Regions from separate parts of the Homo sapiens genome. Here region 1 is linked to region 2. A link is a contact called in ENCODE Hi-C data. All regions are on one chromosome and are shown on one strand. The core of a region is the stretch at or near the end of the contact, and the rest is flanking DNA. Distances in the headings are between cores, read along the strand shown.

What was found. A loop is a pair of places that touch in the nucleus more often than their neighbours do. Pooled maps may share reads with other maps.
Region 1: a map with no recorded cell type shows a loop between it and region 2 (5-fold over the local background). The contact joins the enhancer-like site here to the promoter of DUSP22 in region 2. A Hi-C loop is called at or near these places in 1 of 168 maps with a recorded cell type or tissue (GM12878), 5 of 37 single-sample maps with no recorded cell type and 5 of 50 pooled maps.

The regions. Positions count from the first base shown.
Region 1 is chr6:2,861,546-2,864,045 of GRCh38, reverse strand. It overlaps the pseudogene SERPINB9P1. Among named protein-coding and RNA genes, the nearest start is that of MIR4645, 8.7 kb to the right of the region's middle. RefSeq lists an enhancer at 1,012-1,341. Within about 2 kb of position 1,250, at least 8 of the 41 ENCODE cell types and tissues checked have a DNase peak (open chromatin) inside an H3K27ac peak, as active enhancers do; they include GM12878, where a contact is called at or near this core.
Region 2 is chr6:291,237-297,832 of GRCh38, reverse strand. It overlaps DUSP22 (dual specificity phosphatase 22), which reads right to left and starts at 5,346. Exons shown (of 7, transcript NM_001286555.3): 1 at 5,273-5,346. The coding sequence starts at 5,293. RefSeq lists enhancers at 197-286, 4,614-4,873, 5,166-5,666, 5,667-6,167, 6,094-6,383 and 1 more and silencers at 4,054-4,113, 4,124-4,183, 4,063-4,219, 4,964-5,983.

The DNA of each region.
Region 1 (2,500 bases), core at 1-2,500, 2.6 Mb before region 2:
GGAGTGATCCTGTATTCAGTGTGTCAAGTCCACCTCCCCTTGGGGAGCCTTAAGAAGCCTCAGCCTGGGGGGATCATGTATGGCCTTCCTCCTAGGAGATGTGTTTGGATGATTAAATCCACGAGTGTATCTCAGTCCTTGGTGCAATGCCTGGGGCCGGATAGGTCCAGCGAGGTTGGATGTCGGCATGTAATCCCAGATACCCCACCTTCCACAGCTGTGCATCAGTGTTTCAAAGGAAAGTGATCTACACAGTTTTATTAAATAAACAACAGCAGCAACTTGTGTGTGGGGTAGGGAGTCTTAAAATCAGCAAGGTAAGGATAGAACGATGTCTCCATGTCTATCTGTGCAGAAACTGTCTTGAAACACTAGGACACTGTCATGGGCTGGATTGGGTTGTTCTTCACTCCCCTCAATTCATATGTTAAATTCCTAACCTCCAGTATCTTGGAATGTGACTGTATTTGGAGACAGGGTTTTTACAGGGGTAATTAAGGCAAAATGAGGTCATTAGGTCACCCAATATGACTGGCGTCCTTATAAAAGGGTTAATTTGGACACGGACACATACAGAGGGAAAACACTAAAGAGCTATAGAGAGAGGAGGGCCATCTGCAAGTTAAGGAGGGAGGCCTGGAACATATTCTCCCTCTGAGTCCCAAGAAGGAACCCACCTTACTGACACCTTGATCTTAGACTTTCAGCCCTCAGAAATGAGACAATAAATACCTTTCTGTTGTTTAAGCTGCCCAGCCTAAAGTACTTTGTTATGTATGGCAGCCCTAGACAGTTAATACAAATATTAATATCAACAATTCGTCACAATGATTCCTTTTGGGTTTTTAAATGCAAATGAGTGCCTAAACACCAGAGATGATTTTCTCTTTAGCTGAATCATGTGAGTATTCTGAGTCAAGTTTATATTTTTAATAAGTTAAAACATTTTGCCTTCCCCTTTCCGTCATCTGGTTGTGGTCATCTGATTTGAATAACATCTGCTTTCTTTTAGAATGAGAACAAAGCCGTTACACTCATATATAAAATACCTTCTCACCACCTGTTTTGGGGGATTAATGGTAGTTTAAAAATTAAGTGCAACTCAAGTTGTGGCCAAGCAAGGCCGACTGACTTCCTGAGATGTTAGGATCCTGTTCTTGGGGCCACCTCATTTGTTTGCATGGCTCCAGGGGACACCTTTCACATTGGGTATGACTGGAGCATCATCCTTGAAGGTGGGTGACTCTGCAGCCCTGCCTACCCTCTGGTGACATCTGAAGTGTTGTTGACATCAGCTTTAATTCAGAGGAACTCTACACAAATGTCTTGGGTACTCCTGTGTGCTGAATACTGTGGGAAGACCATTCTTCAAGGACTTTATGATCCACTCCAAAGGTGGAAAGGCAAGCCCACCTTCAATATGACATAGAACATGGTAACAAAATAGATGTGTAAAGCACTTTTGCTACTTAGAAACACTTTAGATCCATTTGACTATTTGATTTTTTCTAGCTTTCTTGAGGTATAGTTGACAAACAAAAATTGTATACATTTGCAATGTACAATGTGATGTTTTGATATATGTCTTAGTCCATTTTGTGCTGCTATAACAGAATACCACAGACTAGGTAATTTATAAAGAACAGAAATTTATTTCCTCACAGTTCTGGAGGCAGGGAATCCAAGATTGAGGGTCTGGCATCTGGTGAAGGCCTTCTTGCTGCCTCGTCCCATGGTGGAAGGTGGAAGGCAAGAGAGGATGAGAGACAAAAGAAGGCCCAAATTGTCCTTTTATAAGGAATCCACTCCCCAGATAAATGCATTAATCCATTCATATGGGCAGAGCCCTCATGATCTGATCACCTCTTAAAGGTCTCACCTCTTAATACTGTTACAGTGGTAATTAAATTTCAACATGAGTTTGGGAGGGAACAAACATTTAAACCATAAATACAGATACATTGTGAAATGATCACCATAGTCAAGCAAATTAACATATCCTCCACATTTACTTATCATTTGTGTATGTGATGAGAACATTCAGGATCTACTCTTAGCACATCTCAAGCATACATTCTCATGAACTTTCATAGCCATGCTGTACCTTAGATTTCCAAAATGTGTTAACTTTGAGTACCTTAAACTTTTTGAGGTAGTCTGTCACGCAGGCTGAAATGCAGTGGTGTGATCTCAGCTCACTGCTACCTCCCCCACCTGTGTTCAACTTATCTTTCCACTTCAGCCACTCAAAGTACTGAGATTACAGGTGTGAGCCAGAATGCTCAACCCATAATTCAAACTTTATACCCTTTTGTGACCGGGAATTGGTGGGGTTTTGGTCTCACTGACTTCAAGAACAAAACCGCAGACCCTCATGATGTGTTATAGCACTTAAGGTGGCACATCTGGAGTCTGTCCTTTATTGATGTTCAGATGTATTTGGAGTTTTTTTTTTCTGGTGGGTTCACGGTCTTGCTGGCTCAGGAGGCAAGCTGCAGAC
Region 2 (6,596 bases), core at 4,097-6,596:
ATTTAGCAGCACAAAGGTGCCTGACCTGCCAGCCCTTCCCGTATGAAAACAGAGCTTCTCAACCCTGTAAGCCCTACTCCACCTTTTGATAACTCTCCAGTTCCAGATCACACAGGCCTCAGGAAATTCTGAGAGGAAGAACCCTCAATAGTGGTTCTCAACTGGGGATGATTTCACTCCCCAGGGGATATCTGCCAACATCAGGGACATTTTTGGTTGTCACAGGTGGGGAGGTGCTACTGGCAACTATTGGGTGAAGATCTGAGATGTTGCTAAACCTCTCATAATCCACATGGCAGTCTCACAAGTAATTATCCTGAAATGTCTACAGGTGTAGCCGTTGAGGAACACCGGTCTATGCCTAGAGGGAACATATTCTCTTTGAATTATAATCCTTTCCCAACTATACTCCCTCATCTTCCTAACAGGGCAAGAGCCATCCTCAAACAAGTGTCAGTCACATCCAAGAACACTCAAAACAGACTGTATTTGCACTTCACAGTTTGGAAAAATGTGTTCTAATAAATTCCCATTTGCTTCTCCCAATAACCCAATTAGTAATTGGGGAAGGTATCATTACCCTCATTTTACAGCCAGTAAGGAGACTGGATTAGCTAACCACCTAAGGTTTCTTAGTTCTATACATCTATGAATCCAGGAAGGAAAAAAATCCTGAAGCTTAGAAACATTTAAGTGACTTCTTCAGGATCACACCCATGAAGCAGCAGTGGTGGAGGTGCCCCAGATCAGGCTTTTTGTTAGCCAGCCCCTCTTAGCAACAGTGCGCTCCCCATGGAAACAAGATGCACCCACTGAAGTGAGGCCTCCCAGCACCATGAGAGGCTTCCCGAGAAGGACAGGGATGGCAGCCATTCCCACCAGGCAGGGTGCTTTCAGAGGACACACAGCAGGGAGGAAGGAAGAGGCCACAAGACCAGGCAGGCCGGATGCTTGATGAGCTAAACGAACCCTGGCAGTCAGTGGAGGGCAAGATGCCAACCAGAGGGTCCTCATATCCTGCCCTAGAATGCAAGGCTTCAGCCCACTTTTAGGCTGATCAAGATAAAGACTTCTTGCACATGAGAAGCATTTGGGGCAGCCTTCTCTGACATAATGTTTGGCTAGAGACTAGTCGTTTGTTTTGTTTTTAATGGGGTATTGTAGTACTGAAGACTAATAAGTAGACAGTGAGGATAGGAGTTTTGTTTATAGGCTCTCCCCCAAAAGATTTGAGGGTTCAGACTCGAGAGAACTTTGAGTCAACTAGGAGTTTTCAAAGGCTCCACAGGAACACGACATTTGCATGCAACACCCTGTTTAGTTTAACCCTAATCTTACCAGAGACATTTACTAGACTAATATCTTAGCAGCGTGGTGAGGCACTCTGCATTGTGGCCGAGCCAGACTGTGGCTTTGAGTCCAGGCTCTGCTACTCACCAGCTGGGTGACCCTGGCAGTTCCCTTAGCCTCTGTGTACAACCAGAAAACAGGCATGAAAATAACAGGATCTACTTCATGGAGTTGTGGCTTACTCTATGTGGTAAAGTACTCAAAACACACCATAAACTCATTGGCAATTATAATTTTGGCCAGTGTGGGGCATCTACCTAGGAATTGCACACACAAACAAAAACAATAAAAAAAAAGTTTTAGTTTCTTGCCTGTAATTACCCCCTTCCTTATCAATGTCAAACATAAAGGAAGAGAGGAGGTGATTTTGGCTATTTGACAAGTAATCGAAGCTATGAGGAGCTTTTCAAGTTACTTTTTAGGAATTTTAAAACTTACTTGGGATGAATTAGCATCTCAGCTCAAAGGAAAGACTTTTCCTATCTTCAAAATCAGTGGAGACTGGGTTCTGCCCTGCCTGGCATTACTTATGCTACCTAACCTCTCCAAATCTCCATTCCCCAATCTGGGCAAATATAAGGTCGTTTGACCTCATAGGGCTACCGTGAGGCTGAGATTTTATAAAGTGTTAAAAAAAATGGTTCACAACTGTGTTGTTGTTGGGTTTTTTTTTTTTTTTTTTTGAAACAGGGTCTCGCTCTGTCGCTCAGGCTGGAGTGCGGTGGCACAATCACGACTCGCTCCAGCCTAGACTTCCCGGGCTGAGGTGATTCTCCCACCTCAGCCTCCCAAGTAGCTGGGACTACAGGCACAAGCCACCACACACTCGGCTGATTGCTTTGTTTTTGTGGGTTTTTTTTTTGTATTTTTGGTAGAAACAGGGTTTTGCCATGTTGCCCAGGCTGGTTCTAAACTCCTGGACTCAAGCAGTCCACCTGCCTCAATCTCCCAAAGTGCTGTGATTACAGGCACGAGCCACCACGCCCAGTCCTGTCTTTATTTCCTCATCTTTAATTTTCTAGAATATAAAAGCCTTTTTCCCCTCCATCTTCTGTATAATCTGCTGCGTACACCTAACGGAAACGGGCACAATATTCCGCCGTACAGGAGCCCGGAACGGACCGACAAGAAGAGCCACCACAGGGATGTGAATGATAAAAACTGCTGTCCCAAAGCACTCAGAATGCAGCGTGCACTGTTTAGACCAGAAATGCTCTTTTGCCAAAAATGACCAATGTGTACGAGATTGGAAAGAAATCTTGTCCCAGTAACCTCAGGGCACACACATTCCAAGTTATGTTAGTTCCAAAGACATTGCACATATTTATAAATGTTCTTAGAAAAGGATTTCTAGGGGTAGCACCTTCCGCTGATTCTGCAAATCAACCATTCTTCTTTTTTTACAGATGAAGCCTCGTTCCAAGTCACACAGTAATATATGGAAAAGTTCTAGTTAAGGTTCTTAAGTTACTGGCCTCCTGCGATCTACTTTGCCACTAATGAACCTTGTGATTTGGGGTAGTTCCTCCTGATCTCACGTTAAACATGTTTACTGCAGCAGGATTCCTTGCCTGGGCTGAATGCCCCTTCTAGGTCACTTTCATCCCATCTTCTGCTTTCCCCACTTTTCTGAAATTGCCTATTTTATCCTCTGGAGCCTCTACTCCTCCCTACCTTGTGTTTGTTCTCTCTCTCACCCCCACACACATACACACCCTGTGTTGTGCAACACAGCAGCCATTAGCCACAGTGACTATCGAGTACTCCAAATGTGGCTAGTCCAAAATGAGATGTGATTTAGGCATAAAATACACACTAGACTTTGAAGGTTAAGTGATCTGGGGGTCCCGAGATTTTTCCTTTCACAAAGACATAGTAAAAAACATGGAATCTTCCATGAATAACTTTATATATTGGTTACATGTTGAAACAATAGTTTTAATATATTGTTAAATAAAATATATTATTAAAATTAATTTCACCGGTTTATTTTTTAATGTGGCTACCGGAACATTTTAAGTTACATATATAGCTCGCATCATATTAGTGCTGGACAATGCTGACCTGTACTGAAGGTTCTGTGAAGAATCTTTGGGTCATTTACCACTGTACTCCCTTTGCCCCCTCCCCACCCACTAGCACAACACCTGGCTCATAGTATGTACATAATCAATAAGTGTTGAAGCAGGGAAGTCTCTAAATCTCTCTATACATGTATTTCTTCATTGATACACTGTGAGTCTCTATTCACAAGATAATAAAAGTCAAGAAATTTATTACCCATTTTGAAAGGTAAAAAGTATATGAATATTACTGCTTTTGTTGAAAAGCATGAAAATAACGTTGATCCCTTAGGCAACCATCTGTATTCCTAAATATATTTTTTGAATTGTATTACACAAATACTATAAATTAAATGCTGAAAACGGTGGAGAGTGAACAGCTCAAGTGGGAAAACTAGAAACAGCCAAAGGAAAGCTGAGATACCACCACCAATGGGAAGGCAAACGGAGCCCACAGACTTATGATGACCATCTTTATTGTTCTGTTTTAATTTAAAAAGCAGAAGGCTCGTGGTGCTGATGGATTCCAGTGCTCATCGGAATATAATACAAGTATTTATCCAAGAGAGAGACAGTCTGTTTCCAAACTTGATCACTCGCCAAAAAAAAAAAAAAAAAAAAAGTGAATACAATTCTCTTTACCAAAATACCCCAGTATTGATATGCAGGTCCCAAACACACAATAGTTCTTTCACAAACTGGGTAACCAGGACACAATAAACACGACATGCGCACGTGAAAAGTTAGCTAGGTTTTCCCTGCCCTACCGTGAATCCGCATTTGCAACACTCCAGCCCCAACACCCAAACCACTGCTGACCCAGTGCTGAGGGACATGAAAAAAAACACAGCCACATTGCCATCCCCACCCAGTGTGGAAGCTGACGGCATGTAGAGATGTGGGTGGGTGGAGCGCAATGAAAAAGTGAAGCAGAAAGACGACTCATCTAATCCAGGACCATTCAAAGACCCGTAAAAAGGTACTTGTCTTTGTTGCGGGCTTTGTAAAGTCTTGTCAATCCTTCCTCGAAACCAGCCAAGTACCAAGTAACAAAATCCTTAACCCTGTGGTTCACATGAATACACCCCGGCAACTCTCAGCTGCCAGAGCTGGAATCTGGCAACTTCCCTGGACGGGAAAGGCTAGCCCACCGCCCGGGAAGTGAGGTGCGGGCAACAAAAGAACACAGGGTGGGGCCCAGAAACGGACGGGACAAATGGAGCAACACAGATTTTCCAGAAGGCCTCATCAGCGCAAGCAGCCAGCAACAGGTTGCCCTTGTTGCAGAAGTCACATAACCTAATCAACTCTGAATCTTTTCTCTCCTCCCCACTATCTAGAAACAGCTCAGGACTTAGGACTCTGTTAACTTCTCTGTCCACAAGAAAAACTTCTCTGTGCTCACAGGCACACACACAGAATCTGAGGAGAAAGAGGAAATTACAGAGGACACCCGTTTACTAATGATGTGGGGGGGGCGGTGGTGGCTTCAAGAGCGTAGTTTGGGAGCGAAGAGGAGGGCAAAAAAGAAGCCACATCCATTCGGAGCTCAGCTGACCTCTCGGCAGAACAAGTGTCAACGCTTTCAAAGGGCGCGGCTTGTTTCAGCCACGAAAACGCACCGGCTGGCAAGGCAGGCGGCTGGGGGCTGCCTACCCGGAAGCCGGGTGGGGTGGGGGCGGGAACACCTCCGAACCCCGACTCCGCGGTCGCCGCCCAGGCGCGCCGCCCCTCCCTCCGCGCCCGTCCCCACCGCGGGAAAGGGCACCCCGGGCTCGAGTCGTCGGGCAGCCGACGCCGGCGAGACGGCAGGGCGTCGGAGCGGAGGCAAACCCAGCGCGAACGAGGGAAGACGTTACCTTGTTCATCCCATTCCCCATGGTGGCTGAAGGCGAACGCTAGCGCCCCGGCCGTGTGGTCGCAGGCGCACTATGGCATGTTACAGGGAGGAGGAGCGGCGGGGCGGGCGGGGAGGAGGCGCGCGGGAGGGACTGAGTGCTCGCAGTGTCAACAAGTCAGCGGCAGGGACCGGCCGGGCAACCCAGGGCGCTCCAGAGACCCGGCGTGGAGGGCAGGGCTTTCTGTGCGGCGGCCTAGAACTTCCCGGCGGGAGCCGGGCAGGGGCACCGGAGCCTATGCCGGGAAATGGTCCCGCCTTGCCGGTCCCCGCCCCCGTGCGCACCGGGCAGGCCCAGCGTCCCTCCTCGCTCCGCCCGCCCGCACCCTGGGATTCGTAGTCGGGTTCCTGGCTGCCGCGCCCCACTCCGCCCTCGCGGACCCCGGCTCGCGGCCGCCGGGCGTGGGAGGCACTAGGCTCGGGCTCCCAGGCGGCCGGCCCCGGAGGCCAGAGCGCGTGCGCGGCCCGAGCCGCCCCGCCGGGACACCCGAGGCTGCGCGGCGGGGCCTGGCGGACGCGCAGGCGCTGCCCTGACCGGGCGGCTGCGCTCGTCTCGGAGCCCGCTCCCCGGCCGGGGGTCTCCAGATCCCCCTTTGGCCTTTTCCCCTGGGGCGACTCCGGGGGCCAGTTACCAGCAGTCGCTACCCAGCCTTGGCTGCCTCCGTGAATCAGGTGCTAATCAGAGGCCTGGTCTCTGGGGGCTCCCCTGCCTGGGTTTTCTGAGTGCGGCAGATTTAGGCTGGGGGATTTCCTGCGGCCCTGCCCCATGCACCAAGACCGAGAAGCCTCGCCTGGTGGGGAGAGGTGGGCTACGTGACTCACCCCGGGGAGGCCCGACCTCCCTACCCTGGGGGAGCAGATGGCTGGATCTCTGACCTCAGACCTCACGGCCTTAGATGATGTGTGTCCCTTAATGTCTGCATTGTGGTTCTGTCTGGAATGGATCAATTTCTAAACTGTAGCAGAATTGTTTTGGGTGTTCTATCAACGTTATTAAACTCTGAAGTTTCTCTCCAGCGACAGAATCCTTGAGCCAGTGGTTTTTCTTCTTAATTTATGTATCCTCAACAATGTCCTGAACATAGTAGGTGCTTAATAAATATTTGCTGAATGAGTACATGCGTCAATCTGACGTGCCCTGGCTCACCCCTGCTGACTTCATTTTATCTTCTTGCTAAGCGAGTTACACACATGCTGGTCTCCTGTCTGTTCCTTGAGCCTGTCAGGCTTGCTGGGCTGTGCTCTCTATCCAGACACCTGGATCCCCAGCTCTCTGCATACCTGCC